Linked DNA regions of Mus musculus: region 2 is linked to region 1. A link is a loop called in an ENCODE intact Hi-C map of the cell type or tissue named here. Cell type or tissue: left cerebral cortex. All regions are shown on one strand.

What was found. A loop is a pair of places that touch in the nucleus more often than their neighbours do. Peaks named below come from ENCODE experiments on the same cell type or tissue, not always from the same donor. Only the 100,000 strongest peaks of a DNase experiment are listed, where the experiment ranks them.
Region 2: a loop joins it to region 1, with 3.0 times the contacts of the local background. A loop is called at or near these places in 7 of 42 quality-filtered maps.

The regions. Positions count from the first base shown.
Region 1 is chr14:79,839,484-79,847,483 of GRCm38, reverse strand. No RefSeq gene overlaps it. Among named protein-coding and RNA genes, the nearest start is that of Gm10845, 26 kb to the left of the region's middle. In left cerebral cortex, a CTCF peak has its summit at 4,035 (motif pointing left); DNase peaks (open chromatin) are centred at 4,005 and 7,313.
Region 2 is chr14:80,209,108-80,217,107 of GRCm38, reverse strand. It overlaps the pseudogene Gm17923. Among named protein-coding and RNA genes, the nearest start is that of Gm31776, 32 kb to the left of the region's middle. In left cerebral cortex, CTCF peaks have their summits at 659 (motif pointing right), 958 (motif pointing right) and 3,968 (motif pointing right); DNase peaks (open chromatin) are centred at 661, 991, 3,298 and 3,999; H3K27ac peaks cover 237 bases.

The DNA.
Region 1 (8,000 bases):
TCCTTCAAACCTCCTTCTTGGAAACATTGGCCAGGCTCCCAGGTGTAAAATCATCCACCATGTAACAGTGAGCAGATCCCCCTCAAAGGCTTCTGGGTCCCGGACCTTCTACACTGCAAGTTTGCCCCAGGTCAGTATTAGTCGTCTTGGGCTGCAGTATGCATGGGCGTTACCTGAAGGTCTTGTTACCCATGATGGCTGGCCTCACCCCAAGATTCTGACTCGGGATGTCTAGAGTAGGGCTGAGATGCTTGTTATTCTGACAAATTCCCAGCAATGCTGTTGGTCTCAGAGAGCATTGAGAGCCACAGTATTTAAGAGGAAATGGCCGTAGGCCATAAAGGGTTGTGGGGAAGATATCTAAAATATAATCAAGACTGGGGAGATAACTCAAAAAGGCAAACATGATGACTTGAGGTTGATCCTCAGTAGACACACACACACACACACACACACACACACACACACACACACATCAGGGGCAGGCATGACAGCATACACTTGTAATCCCAACACTAAAGCTAGTACACCTCTCAGGTCAATAACCCAGTCCATCTCAGCCTACTTGGTGAGTTCTAGGCCTGAGTCCGGCTCAAGAGTCTGTCTCAACCAACCAACCCATGCACAATTGTCACCTGACCTAATTGTCATTTCACCTAGTAAGGTGAAAGCTAACCTGTGTATGGTGAACAAATGGCAGGATCTACACTAGAGGGATAATCTATAGCTCTCAATTAGGTTTCAACTCTGTAGAAAGAGATGACTATTCATCAAGTGCCTGCTCACTTCTGGGTACCACAGAGCTGTGGGCGGAGAGAACCAACACCAATCAATGGCTTGCTGCTTTCAGGAAGTCTTCAGTCTGCTCTGAGAAAGGACCTGACTCAGCCTCCAGGAAACACACTCCCCCCCCCCCCCCCGCCCCCAAAAGCTCCAAAGCTTCAGAAAGCCTGAGTCAGCAGCAGCAGTGTCACTTGGGATCTTCCTAGAAGTACAGCATCTTAAACCCTATCCCAGTTCTACGAAGGCAGACTCCCAGAAACCTGCAGACCTGATTGGATTCCAAGGGTTAACCCTGCACATATTGTTGGAGCCTGGCAGGAAACTAACCTGAAGGAAGAGAGCGTGTCTGTGTACATTAACAGTTCTCTATGGCTACCACGCAGACCTAGGGCAGCCTGGTGTGTGTGTTCAAGCCCAGCCTGAGGACAAACAAGAACAAAATAAGCTCCAGGTAAGGAACAAACGATCAGTGTATGAATCAGGGCTCACGTAAGACAACGTCCCATAGTGGGTGATGGCTCCTTCAACCACAGAGAGAACACATTGCTTCTGAAGGTTTTCTAGATTCAAACAACTGAAAACTCAAAATTGGGAGTTTCCAGAGCCCAGGCCCTAAGACTCTCAGTTTTGGATTCCTGCCCTGAAGGAAAAATACCATGGTCTAAAATGCACTGCCCATGAACCAAACACTGTGGGCATTTTCTCCACTTAACACTTGCAGGAACTGAGGCTCAAGCCCATAAAGTAACTTTCCTCCAGGTTCCATAGCTGGGGGAGAGCTACGCTAGCCAGAGTGCCTCTTGCAGAAAAAGCAAGTCCTGTAGGGGAGAAGCGATGACCTGCCTCCACCTAAAGCCAGCAGAAACAGGTCCTCCTGGAAGCAAGCACTGCTCAGGTGCTTAGATATGCATGTCAAACTTATCACCTAGATTGAGCATGCCCAAAACCAAAGGGTACACTTTTATACGATGACTTTATACGAGGACGACATGTGTTAGCCAGGACAATCCCTGGCAAAGCAGAAATACTGCAGGACTTGTGGGAAAGCAATCTGATGGTCTTTGCCATCCTAAGGACACACAGTATAAAGCAGGGAGAAGTGGCAGGGCTAATGAAACAATAGCTTAACACCATGTCACCACGGATGGGTTTTTTCCATTTCTACTTATTTTTTTCTTCTATTATCCCCAAACTCTAGTAAAAACATATTAAAGCACCCCATTTCACTTCAGCCTCTACTCTGATGCTTAGTTAGAACCCCATCCCCGGTCTTCATTAGGATGTCTTTTGCTATGATGAAATACCATAACCAAGAACCAAGCTGAGAAGGAAAGAGTGTATTTGGCTTATTCTTCCACAGTGCTGAAGGAAGTCAGGACAGGAACTCAAAACAGGGTAGGAATCTTGGAGGCAGGAGCTGATGCAGAGACCATGGGGTGTGCTGCTTACTGGCTTGCTCCCCATGGCTTGCTCAGCCTGCTTTCTTATAGAACCCAGGACCACCAGCCCAGAGATGGCACCCACAATGGTCTAGGACCTTCTCTATCCATCATTAATTAAGAAAATGCTTTACAGCCAGAACTTATGGAAACATTTTCCCAGTTGAGTTCCCTCCTCTCAGATGACTTGAGTTTGTGGCAGGTTGACATAAAACTACCCAGCACACCTCCAAAAAACATAAGATTGAGAATACAAGTCTAACCTTCCCTTCCTCCCATATCAAAAACCCTCCCTCTGAAAAAGGGTCCTCTGGGCAAAGAGCAAACTACCCAAAATCACAGTCCCTTCACAGCCCCAAACCAGTTCCCATCCCTAGAGCTAGGAAGTCTCGAGTGTAACAAAGTATCAATCACTTGCAAAGTGAGCACTGAGCTTTCTCACGGTACTCTCCACTCAACATGGCAGGAGAAACACAACACTATCCCAACTTACCCTGTACAGGAAACTTGGGTAAGAGCCACAGACCCAACGGCCGGTAACAATCAGGACCTATGAAGCTGGGCCCATTCAGAGGGAAGCTCTTTAAAGACTCCCGTCATGACACTCTTGGTGGTTCCTCTTGGGTAAATGAGCTGAGCAACCATTGCTCCTGGATGTTACGGTCCTGGTCTAGTTCCACAGAAGGAGGCTGCCTCTGTGGCCCTGGCTCATCCTCTGCCTTCTGCCAGCAGCTATGCCTCCCTGCTTGCCCCGGTCATCCAGATGGCACTGAGTCTAATTGCCATTGTTAACGCTGATTGTGCAGTCCACGGGAGGTAAGGAGATCTGGCATCATAGAAAATCTCCTCCCTCTGGGAGGAGCCATCTCCAGTTGTGTTCAGTGCAGCTGAATGTCTCACTGGGACATTGGCTTCTGTCATCTGTGTTTGAGGGGAAATACCACAGATCCTTGCTGTGGGAACCATGTGGAAGGCACCAAGGGTGTCCTTGCCACTCACTGGCCTGAGAGTGAGGAAATCACATTACCTTCAAAAGACCTGATAAACACAACTATTGGTGAATTCGGGGCTCATCGGAACCTCTTAGAGCCTGCACTCTGGGACACTGTAGGACATTATCCAGTCAAACTAAAGACATTTGTTTCCGTGCTGAGAACTTCGCTCTACAGAAGCATGAACGCATGTGTGCTGGAATATGGACTAAATGACCTGAATAGTGCAATTCATGATTACCAAAAAATTTGAAACAACCCAAATGTCCATTACCTGTAGAAGGGATAAATAAGCTGTTCTAAGGGCAATGTTGCTATCATTATTATACAGGAACAAAAAAATGGAATAAACAAGAGGAAAAATACAATCATATGTTCATAATGTTCCCAACCACCAGAATGGTAGAAACGTTCACAAACGCCACTGCGTAAGAACATGTTTACATGTGATAAATATTCAAAAATAATCATTACTCAAACCCCATCCAGAGTCCCTAAATGTATGTATCTAACTCCCCTTGGCCCCACCACCGTCCAGCCCCTCCTGTGCCCTTCTCTCAAAAATCATGGCTTCTTTTTCTTTCACTGTTATTGGTACATATCTAAATGGATAAATAAATAATACAGCCTGCTGAGCCCATTTAGTAGCGTTTATATGCATATGTTTTTCATACTGACCACTTGGTATTGATAACCACTCAGGTGGCTTGTCCCTGTGGAAGAAGAGCATCTCACCAGAGTTATTTTAGAAAGGTCTTATAAATGAGCTCTCTCTCTCTCTCAGGCCTAATGGCAGCTGCCCCCTACTGGAACCCGAGAAAAGTGCATGTTCCAGAGCAGTTTGGGGCCTGGGTGGGGCAGAGAAGAGCGAACTAAAGTGTGGAAATCCCTTTCGGAATTTTTCTTCAAGTTTTTATTCATGAGTTGTTAACCATTTTGTTTAGCAAATCGGTTTATCCCATTGACCTCGGTGGAAGTGGCAGATGGTGTTAAAAGCGGCTCCCCGTCTGTTTGCTCGCCCTCTGCTAGCTGTCATGCCCTGTTCCCAGGGCTTAGAGAGATGCTCGGCAACAAGAGAAGGCTGTGCCGTCAGGGTGGGGCTGCGGGGACCGGTCCGAACACAGGATTCACAGCAAACAGGAGTCTGAGCTTTGCCTTTGCTGTGTGTATCTTGCGAATGCACACAAAGCCTGAAGTCTGGGAAAGCACACTGGGGAAGGGCAGAGAGAAAAGGCCCTAGAGACTTAATTTGTATGAAAATCCAACAGGGATTGTGAAGGAGGAGTAAGAGCCAGGGATGGCACTCTCCACTCTTCCATGCAGTCAATAGTCCCATCTGGTCCCTCTAACTGGGGGACCTCAGCCTTTGCAACACGGGGATCTTTCCAGGTCCTGGCTGTCTGCTGAAAGGGAAGAGCCAAGGAGCAGATGCAAGGGCTTAAGTCCTGGGACAGGAGGGCCGTGGGGAAAGGGGCAATGAGCTAGAGTTCCACTTTTAATCTTGTCAGATAGAATGAGAGAATACACATGAGTTAGGTTGCACTGGGAGCCTCCCTGGGCCTCTCTACCTGATAACCAACAGACTCAGTAACAAAAGGGAAACATTTGGGGAGTTGTTGGATCTATACTTGCAAGTGTCATTTTGAACCTCTTACCTTTTTAAAATCTTGAAATGTTTAGATTTTCAACATCTGACAAAAAGCCTCACGACAGTTCCGGAAAGACTGTACTTTAGAGCCTGTTTTCATTTGCTTCTTTGAGAAACGTATTCTCGAGATAATGACCTTCCGGAGCCCGCGGTCCTGTATGCTATTATGACTCAAAAGTGGCTAGAAAAAGGCATCACCTCTAGCTCTGCAGTTATCCAACAGAAACAGTTGTCTGAGAGTTCTCCATCTGTAGCCAGCCAAACAGAAAATATTTGAAATACAACTGCGTATGTGCCGAACATACGTAAGTCTTTTTCTAGCCATTAATCTTAAGTACCACAGAAACACAAATATTTACATGTTGTTTGTGTGGTGTTGGATATTATGGATAGCCTGTGATTAAAAGCTTGGGGCTAAGGCTAGAGGGGTTGGTTGCTCAGTGGTTAAGAGCACTTAACAGGTTACAAAGGACCTGAGTTCAGTTGCCAGCATCTGTGTCAGACAGCTCACATCCATCTGTAACCCCAGGTCCACAGAATCCGATGTCTTCTTCTGGCCTTCCTAGGCACCTATGTGCACTTCCATACCTATGTACAGGCAAACATAGGCACAATATAATAAATAAAGGTAGGTAAGAATGTGAGGGAGGATATGCAGAGCTTATATGCAAACACCACACCATTTTTATCTAAGAGACTTGGCCATCTCTCCATTAGGGATGGCTGCAGAGCCAATCTTCTTGAAGATTCCATGAGACAGCTATATTCAGTGGTGACCAGATACCAGGCCTAGAACTAAAAAATATGACGTATGGCACACCTTAGATCGGCACAGAAGAATAGCAGGTGTGTGTCATGGGACAAGCAGGGCTTGGTGGAACACTCATCACATCAGAGGAGCTCAGGGAAGCTGCCAGGAGATCAATAGGTCATGGGCAGAGAAGTGTTGTATGTTCCTATAGAGCAGCACTTCTCAATCTGTGGGTTGTGAACCCTTGGGGGGTGTCAACGGACCCTTTCACAGGGTTGCCTAAGACCATCGGAAAACACAGATGTTCACATTACAATTCATAACAGTAGCAAAATTACAGTTATAAGATGGCAGTAACATAGTTTTATGGTTGGAGGGTCACCACAACACTAGGAACTGTACTTAAGGGTTGAAGCATTGAGGAAGGTTAAGAACCACTGCTGTAGAGGGAACAGAACATGCCTGAAGATGGGAGAGAGATTCCGTTTTCCAAGGCTCAAAGCAAAGAACTGCGAGGTCTGAGCAAAAGAAGCCTAAAAGTGGAAGCTGCCAGAGCCCTAAAAGGCCATTTGAAAAGTCAGACCTGCTCTGAGGATTCTGAGTGGCTGTGAACAGATTTTCAGATTAGAAAGATTCTGTTGGTTGCTATGTACGACCCGGATCAAAAGAAAACAAAGCAGGCATCGGGAAAGGACATCAGGAAGTCTCCCAGCATCCTGATGTGGGGTGACTCTCTGAAGCAGGCAGTGAGGACGGATGAAGATGAAGGGCCACTGAGAAGAAGGGCTTACACCTATTATCTCCATGCCGCTGGTGAGAGGAAATGCCAGAGAACACAGAACATTAACCTCCAACTCAAACCATCAATCACTTTCTTCTAGCTCTGATGTTTGCCTACCATCCATCAGGCATGGACCAGTCAAGAAATTAAGTGATGCCAGGAAGATGTCCAGCAAGAACTGCAGTGTGGTCCCATTCCAGCCCTTGGACAAGGAATCTACAAAGTATGGTCTCCTCTTTACTCTGTGACCAAAGGCAAGTCATTTCATCTCTAATGCCCTTTAGTTGTTTATTTGAAAAAAAAAAAAAGGCAAGGCACCAGTCTTTAAAATTAGTTTGGTGACGCTGAATGGGGCAATGTATATAAAGAATAGAGTACCAGGCATAAAATACTTGATTGATAAACCGAAGCTGAAATTATTGCTGCTGCTGTTGGCAAACCTTTTAAAATTGCTTTCATAGTTCAATTTTTATAAATCCTGATTTAGCATAGCTAGCAAATCTTGTTCAGGTGCCCAAAGAACATCGCCTACATTTTTCCCATGGTTGCCATGGGGGTAAAATCCAAGGCCGAGGCCCCTGATGTCCAGCTGACAAAACAGCGTTCAAAAGAACTTTGATCAGACACAGAAAACAAGATGAGTTTGAAATGCCACCAGCATCACTCTGATTGGTCTCCTGAACACAACAGCAGCAATGACATCTCTGAAATTGAGAGAACTCTTGACACAGACCCCATACCCAGAAAAATGCACATGTGGGTCTGAATAGATTCTCTGGCTGAACACAAGGTTGCACACTGATGATATAAATAAAAAATAAAATAAAATAAAATAAGGAACAAAGTCTATTTACAGGAATTCTGTATGCATGGATCTCAGAATATTCTCCAGTAACTTGTGGTTGAGCACTGCCCCCGAATGCTGTTGCCTAGGCAGCAGAACATCCAATGATGAACTGTGGAATGGGAAAAATAAGAAAACAGATCAAGAAAAATGGCATGACCTTTGGGAGACAGAGAAAGCAGAATGAGGGCCAGAGCTGCATTTAACACTATGTTCAACCAATGCTTTGCAGACCAGAAGGGTCTGGCTTTCGTTTTTCAGCCTCTCTGTCTTGCTTCTTTAATTTTCTTTTCTTTTACTTTACCAACAACAGGTCAGAAGAGAATCACCCTCAAATGCTCCAGCCTTGAAGCAAATCAATGTGCAGCTCAGCCCCACGGGGCAGAAACTGTGTGGAGGGCAGATGTAATAATAGGGATGTGTTAGAAACACCTCCTGAGGTTTTAAGAAACATTCATGTGCCCTGAAAATACTCTCTTTTTTTTTTTTCTGCCCACCCCTGTCTCCCCAGGCAGACACTTCAGCATCCAGCACCCACTACCCAGGGAAAGGGAGAGCATCACACAAATTCCACAAGAAAGAAAAAGTCAATTTTGACTTGGGGGTTTCGGGTTTGAAACTCACAGCTCAGTTCAGGGCAAAGACATTTGCATCTCAAAAGCTCAACAGAAAGCCCTTGCTCCAACTCGTTGGACACAGAAAGGGAGAGAGTCATTCTGTGTGTCACACGCAGCAAGCACAGGTGAGAAAAACACAGTAAAG
Region 2 (8,000 bases), 370 kb before region 1:
TCTAAAGGGGGTTTGTGTTAAAACTAGACCCAGAGGAGTTACCGTAGGCAAAGGAGCAGCAAAGGCAGACATCGACTCCCATCAACGTTACCCTTGGGCTTCCTGTCATCGTCTGAAGAGATCTCCCTCAACACCTACCTATTAGACATTTGAAGTCCCAAACGGCCAGGCACTGAATTGGTGTAAGGCCTCCTGGCATGAAAATTGATTAAATGTTTGTGACATCTAGTAGAGAGCTGAGTGTTCTCCCCAATGGTAGGTGGGACCCAGTCCGTCCAGAAGAAAGGGGCATAAAAGCTGTTCACTGTCCCCACACTAGAATATCATGTAATGTCACTTTTCCTAGAATTCTGACAAAATAAAAGAGGCCACGATTTCATAAGAGTTTGAATTGAGGCCCTCAGAATCAGCTCCTAAAATCTCTGAGACTTCAGGTACCTCTTGCTTGCTGTTGGTTTGGGCTGCACTCATTCCTTTGTGTAAAACACGTTACACTGAGATGGCCACTAGCAGAAAGCTTCGGCCATTAGCCAAAGCATCCAACCACTAATAAGGAATCCAGTTGCCTCTCTACTTCCAAACCTGTGCCCTATCACCCAGTTCTTCTTATTGCTTCTGCACAGCTGAGACCAACACAACTTTCCCACCAGGTGGCGCCTGATCCACTGGCATTTATAGCAGAATAGCAGTGTAGCAGCGCAGAATAAACAAAAGTTGACCTTGCTGGGGGATGGGAGAGGGAGCACAAGACCTTGCTGTGGCCAGCCTCAGCTTTCAGCTGCCAGAAGGTGACCTGGCCACAGAGGCTCAGAATCAAGTCTTGGGTGACTAGTGGGGCCAGAGAGATGTCGGAAGGGTTATTCTTTCACACTGACACCTTATGCTTTGTCATTTTGTCCAGTAGCATAGTCCGGAACCCCACAGCTCTCCTCCACCAATGTCAGATAATCCTCAGAGGCTCTCACTGGCCAATGGCACTGTGCTACCACTAGGTGACACTGGCTGGCTGCAGCTTGAATTGGTCTTGAGACTAGAGGGCACTGTTCTCGAGCCTGTTGATGCCCAGGTCTCTGTCCGAGGTGCTGACCAGCTCCAACAAGTTGGAAAATGCTCCACCCTTCAAGACAGCAAGGTAACTCAGACTTCCAGTGTCCTGGGCCTTTCTAACAAGGTCGATCACCTCTTCGGGGACACTTGGGGGATGTCGGAGAAAATGATAATCACTTCAAGAGCACTGACAAGCAGCATGTTCACGATGACCTTGTGGGTGTCAATCCAGGGCCCATGTCCAGGCTTGTAGATAGACTGGTGCTTGAAGATGGGGCTGCCAGAGCACAGGGAGAGCCAGAAAGTATGGCAGACTTCGAGCGGGATGTGTGCAACAAGGGTGATCACCTTTGTTCCTGGAATCCTCGTCAGAATTTATCATCACCCGGATCTAGCGGCAGCGATGACTCTGGTGCATGATCAGTCAATTCCACTTCAGTCAAGGTACCCTGATAAGGACTGGGCTGTGGTCATTGTCATCTAGCACAAACAATCAGGGGGCTGAGGTAGAAGAAGGAAGCTAGCAACCTCTGACCTGGACTGCCAACTCCAGGCTGTCGGCAGCCTGGCTAGGCAGTTCCAGCTCATGTAGCTGAACCAGATTGACAATGGGTGTGTCCTTGTGCCTCTACAGCTCCATGCAGAAGGGACTGTGATGCTTGGCTAGGCACATGTTCTGTGGCTCATTAGCACCCACACCCTCATCATAGGCACCTAGAAGGGTATGCTTGTGCCTACAGAGTTCTCTCCATCAGATTTTGAGCCCAGAGAATGTCAGTGGAAGGGTCGTTTACATTCCTTACCCCTCCTTGTATAAGAGCTCATTACATGGAAGGCCAGTGTACATTATGGGGCCTGACTGCACAGACACTCCAGGTTCAGGTCTGTGTCCCAGTCACCCACCCTCTGTCCTTTCATACCTAGAGCAGAGAGTTGAACTGCTTCACCAGGTGGGACTGACTGGATGTTCTGTGCTGAGATCAAGCTGAACATGGTCCTCTAGATCGCCAATGGCTGTGCCAGGATCTTCCTCCTCCTCCTCCCAGGAGAAAATCAACAATTTTGATGCAAAACTCAAAGCTCAAGTCACAGAACCAACACAAATACAAGTCTAACTCCTTGCAGTGGAAAAATTCAAAACTCAAACAAACAGCGCGCACACACACACAATTTTGCTCCAAAAAAAAAAAAAAAAAAAAAAAAAAAAATCCTAGATTCTGTGCTCAGACTTCTCGTCCTTTCAAAGCCCAGAAGACACTTGCCCTGCTAAGCACACTAAATGCTCTGCTGACATAATCACTTTCCTCACCCCAGTCTTTACCTCTGTAGAACTCCACTGAGTAGGTAGGAGGGAGTATAGAGGAAAAGTAGAAAAGTGGATACCTTCTTGGGCCAGTCCTCTGCATCTCTGGGTCTTTGAGTCACATAAAGACCTGGAGAAATGAACAATGCCCAAGGTTGTTGTACAGGAGTCATTAAAATCTCTTTATAAGTTTTCACATACCGGTACATCTGATTTGCTTTTGTAATGTGTGCATTTCGCGCATTGATCATAATACTATGGAATCCACGAGCTGTTTACTCTCTACTAAGGAACTCTCTTCCTTGGAGGCATAGCTACCCCTGGCTTTTACCACTTAAGATAAGTATATTACAATGTACAACTTCCCACCCCGTTATCGTCCATGTTGGAATGGCATTTCTTGTTTTGGAGACTCCTGTAATAACGACTTCTCTAGAGTGAGGCAATGTCTAATCAGAAGAGAACGATCTTCCAGAGTAATCATATCTGAATAGTCTTTCTATTGCGAAGGAACCACTAATGAAAACAAAACAAAACAAAACAATCTATACCCCTCCATCCTCTTTTATGTCAGTAATTACTTATATGTGAGGAATCAATGTCAGAGAAGTTTGTCAGCCTTGAACAACTGCAAGGGATACTTAAGGGTAAAAAAGAGATTTAAGGAAGTATACTGCAGTCAGTCTTGTTAGAAAATTGTTGCCTCCCAATTATTTTTTAAAAGCCCCTGGCTAAAGAAAACCACGGGTGGCCTGGTTGGCTGAAGGCTAAAGACACATTAAACCATCTGTCTAAAGGATAATAAATAGTCTCGTGTTAAGTTTCTTTATGTGTGAAGCGCTCTAAATGCTAAACAGTCCCACGCGTTAATGATGGCATTGTTCTTCGTGCCTAGGAGACATCATCACGGCAGAGTGCTCTTTTAACTAGTCATCTTGACTCACTGAGCAGACTGAGTTACTCATATGCACAAGCTTTTCTTGGCTCCTCCGTGATCTGTAGAATTGATTTCTTCAAGGACGTGTCAGAAAAAAATGACTAATTTTTTTTTTCCTTTCAGTCTTGGATAGGCATTGGCATTTATTTTTGCACTAGGACATGAGAATGTGATTCTGAGACCAGGCCACCTCTGATGAGATCATTAAATCTTTAGGTGTCCATGCTTAGTGACATATTTTGGCAATGACTTTTCATGCTAATTACCAATAACTGGTATCAGAGAAAGACCACAAGAGACTTGAGTTGGTTTGGGAAGGGTAGTCTGAAGTTTCAGGACAAAACAAACAAACAAACAAAAAAACAAAAAACACTCATTTGATCTTTTTGAGACTTTTAATCTTGCCTGATGAGGCAACCTTTGGAAAAACAAACAGCTATACCTCAGTACCGGTGACTGCAGATTCTTCTTGAGCAAGTATTTTCAATGGTATACAAAAGAGTTGCCTTTGTTAGAACTAAATACCACAGAAAGCCCCTGGTTATTTGGGCTCTGGGTCTCAGAGAGAATAGGGCAATCTTGACCTTCCCCTCAGGATCTTTATTCTTATATATTTATCAGCTGAAAACTGAAAGTGCTTCAGTGGACTCTCAAGTCCTTGCTGCCACATGCATTAGCCAGGAGAGGGACCCATTTAACCACGTTCGAAATCCTTTCCCTTCTTTCTCTCACACAACCTCTGCCAGGCTCAGTCTCTATCAGTTCTCAGCATTGGTGTTACCATGCATGTTCAGAAAAGCCATTTAGGATACAGAAAAATGAAGAATACTCTTAAGATTTCATCCACATAGCATCAAAAGATCCAGATGAAGTATGCAAAAGGCAAGTAATCAAACCTATTACTTCCACAACGCTATACATCTGGATGTTTATGTTTGGAAACATCCAGCAATGGTGTTTAAATGCCTGATTGCGTTTTCGCCCATCTTTCCTCCAGCTGTTTGGCATCAACGAGGCCGTCGCTGGAAAGGAATATGCTTTGCTGTTAGGGATTCGTTATTAGTATTATCATTGTTTTGTAGTAAACAACTACCTTATTAAAATGCTGCTTTATGAATGAAGGGCAGCTGGAGATTTGGAAAAGAGGCATTTTCTGAGGCAAAAAAGAAAATCAGTTCTATGCCAATAGAATGACAAGCTGAATAATATAAAAACTGTGTGCTCTGTTCTCCCTAGGGACTAAGACATCAGGAAGCTGTGTTTACAGCCCTGAGCTGTGATATTCTCATGTTCTATTCTGTTGGTGCTGTTAGATGAAAATCTCTGTTAATATTAAAAGCACTGTGGCAGAAATTTGCTTTAAGTTGCTTGTGTTCTCTTTCCTAGCATATTGCCAAAGTATAGGTCTATAAAATACATTTTGATTTCTGCTGGAGTAAAATATAAAGCAAAACCAACAGCATGGTCAAGGGTAATATTGCAGTCAGAAGAGGTAGACATGAAGCAGCAGCCTGGTTTTAAAGCAGGAGAATTTGATGAACAACCTATACATTTACTCCTAAACCCAAAACACCAAACATACTGTTGGTCACCAATATGTCAAGTAGTCACATCTATAACATGCAATTTATCCTTCGGTAATTTTAATAATACAGGTTTTATTTTGCTGAGCACATAAATACCAATATCTCCCATTATACACAGAATACATTGTAGGTACACTAAGGTAATTTTCATTGGAAACACATTTAAAAAAAAGTTAGCTTTCTAATTTCTAGTACCACCTTGCTATTTTCGTAATTCTTCATTCCTGTTACATAAAATTAGTAACATACATTTGGAAAAACTTAGGCCACAGGAAATTCCCACACATGTGTTAAAGTCTGCATCAGCTTTGCAGGACTCTGCACCAATACCTGTGTAGGCCAGGGACAGTTTCAGTGCCATTTAGAACAAAGCACATAGTGTCCTATCCTGAGACACATTTTCATTTCTCAACTGAAAAAACACTCCAGAGCCGAAGGGGCAAAAATCAGTTCTGTCTTTGTTGCTGTCTTTGAGCAGTAAGTTCTAAAAGTTGAAGCTATTAAACCTGATTGAAAGAAACAAATCAACCTTTCAGCTTTCCAAGATAAACCTTTTTGAAAAATCATACCTTGAAAAAAACTAAAGTAAGCATTTAGCAGAAGGAGCCTCCCAAATAAAGAAAGTGCCTTGCATTACCTCACAAGAAGGCACAATAGCTCATATTCATGCTACCTACCCCACTGCATAGATAACTTCTTATCAAATCATGGCTGTGTAGTTATTTATACGAAAAGGTATAAGCAAATTGATGATGTTCTGGGGAAAAAAATCACTTAGGGAAAACACTTCATCCCAAAGTCACCCAAAATAACATCTAAACACATAGTATAGAAACAAATGACATTTTATCAACCATTTACGTACTTTACCCTAAGAAAAATCACAGACAACCACTAGAGAATATCAACACTAATCACAAGCCACCCTTAGCATAAAATGAGCACTTAAATTATGAAATAGTCACATAAAAACAACATTTTTCATCATGTTAATAAAGATTTTATCAAAAGCATGTGATCTTCAGCTGCTACATAAAACTGGCAATTATACACTGCTGACTTTATTAATATCTCTGCATGAAGGAAATTAAGTCAATAAAAAACTCCTTTTACTGTTTTGGTTCATCTATGCCTCAAATCCAAGCGAGCTGGGGAAGCTGACTTCAGGTTTGAATCTCTTGTCTAAAGAATCAAGCGTTGGATGTTCACTGGGCCGAGAAGGGACCTTTTCTGCAATGAGAAAAGCAAGAAGAAAATAAAACAACAAAGACTGAGAAGGAATGCCCCCTTGTGCTTACTTTAATTGGTTTCTGTTTTTCTTGTAACCTGGTCCTCTAGTTCTGCTCTGCATAAAGCATGTGTGTATCCACGCCAAAGAGAGCAACCATTTCCAGAGCCTTTATCTACAGCTATTCAATTACATGTGTGATACAATAAACTGCACAGCCTCATGGGAAAAAAAAACACTAACTTTGGCATCAGAGTTTAGAGATACCACAAGTGCCAAACGGCACAGTTGTGTCAAGTCCAAATGAGAACCAAGCAGAAAAGACTATAGTCAACTGGAATTGCCAGGCATGGAGTTAACCTAGATGGAAGTTGAAAAAGATGCAGACACAGCCTTTGTAGAAGGATTGGATAGGTCAGTTGGTTGGAAAGTGTGGCTCAAGGAAAGTAGTACACTGGACAAGTGTGAATGTGGGATCTAGAAGAGAAGAACCTAATGGTGAATTTTAAATGTCAGTGGATATAAGGCAGCAATGAGAAAGCACTGAGGTCTGGTGAAAGAGTTTGCTGCCATGTTTCTAGACAACTGATGTCTATGATTGACTTCTCAGAATACTGATGAAATCCCAAATGATGATCAGACAATATTTAAAGTTGTGAGCCAAGATCCAGCTCCATGACTATCTCAGCGGAGACATCTTTCAGGTGAATTATGCAGGTGGTATTTGTGTGGCCTAAACTTCTTTCTGCCCCAAAACTTCCTGCCAAGACAAACTAAATAGAGACTGAAAGCAAGAGCAAAGTCAGTTAAGATGCCTTGGACCTAGGTATGAGATGTTAATGGCTTGAACGATGAGTAGCAAGATGTATCAGGTGGGAATTTAAGGAGCATTACAGTGAAGGAATCAGCGGGATGTCATGGCAAACAAGCCCTAGGCATGGGGAAATGAAACAGACAAATTATTCTACAGGCTTACGGGAGAATCATGTATCTTTGGGATTTCAATTTTCTAAGGAAAGCTGCATCCGTTCCCCAGTAGGATTCCCAAGCCTTCTTCTGATGCTCACTAGGTAAATGGCCAAAGACAGAAATCCTCAGTGATATCTGCACAGAATGCCTAGCCTAACAGATTCCATGGAATCTGGAGAAAAGGAAGATGAGAACAAAAAGTTCAGTCACACTGTGAGATCTTGAAACAACCTTGTCCTTCATTGTAGGCACTTGTACATTATGCTATGATTTATTAATTGAAAAGCATATATCTTACTCCTATTATGAATCAGAGTATGAACTATGACCTTATCAAATGTATCACACAGAGACTAGCTCAATGACTTCCATAGGAAAGGTACTCATTAATATTTGTGAAATATGAGTGAACGTTTCATAACAGCATGCTATTTCTATGCAATAGCACCTACCATCATGTGAACTCAAAACTACAAAACCGGCTTAGGATTCATAAGGTTGATATCTGGAAATGAGTATAATATGAGACCTCTATAATAAGTACAACTTACTAAATAATATTGGCCCAGCCAGCTATAATAAAACTGGCTTCTTGGGTGAAGTTTAACACTTAGCAAGAAATATCAGACATTAATAGTTTTTGCTGAATCAACATCCAAATCTGAGACTGCCTATCTCTTCTCCAAGCTAATTCATGAAAGAAGAGCATGACAGACAGGCTTCTGTTCTCATCATTCTGGAGTAATAACAGAATGTCCACATGACCTCTGCTTAGTAAAACTAGAAGGTTCTGTTCTCTTAACTTCGCTGTCTGACGCAAGTAGAAGCATTGTCCCAATTAAGGATACCCAGAGAATGACTGAGCCCAATATGGTATGGTAGGACCACCATACCATACTTGGAGGTGATTTCCTAAGGGTGAAATCAGTG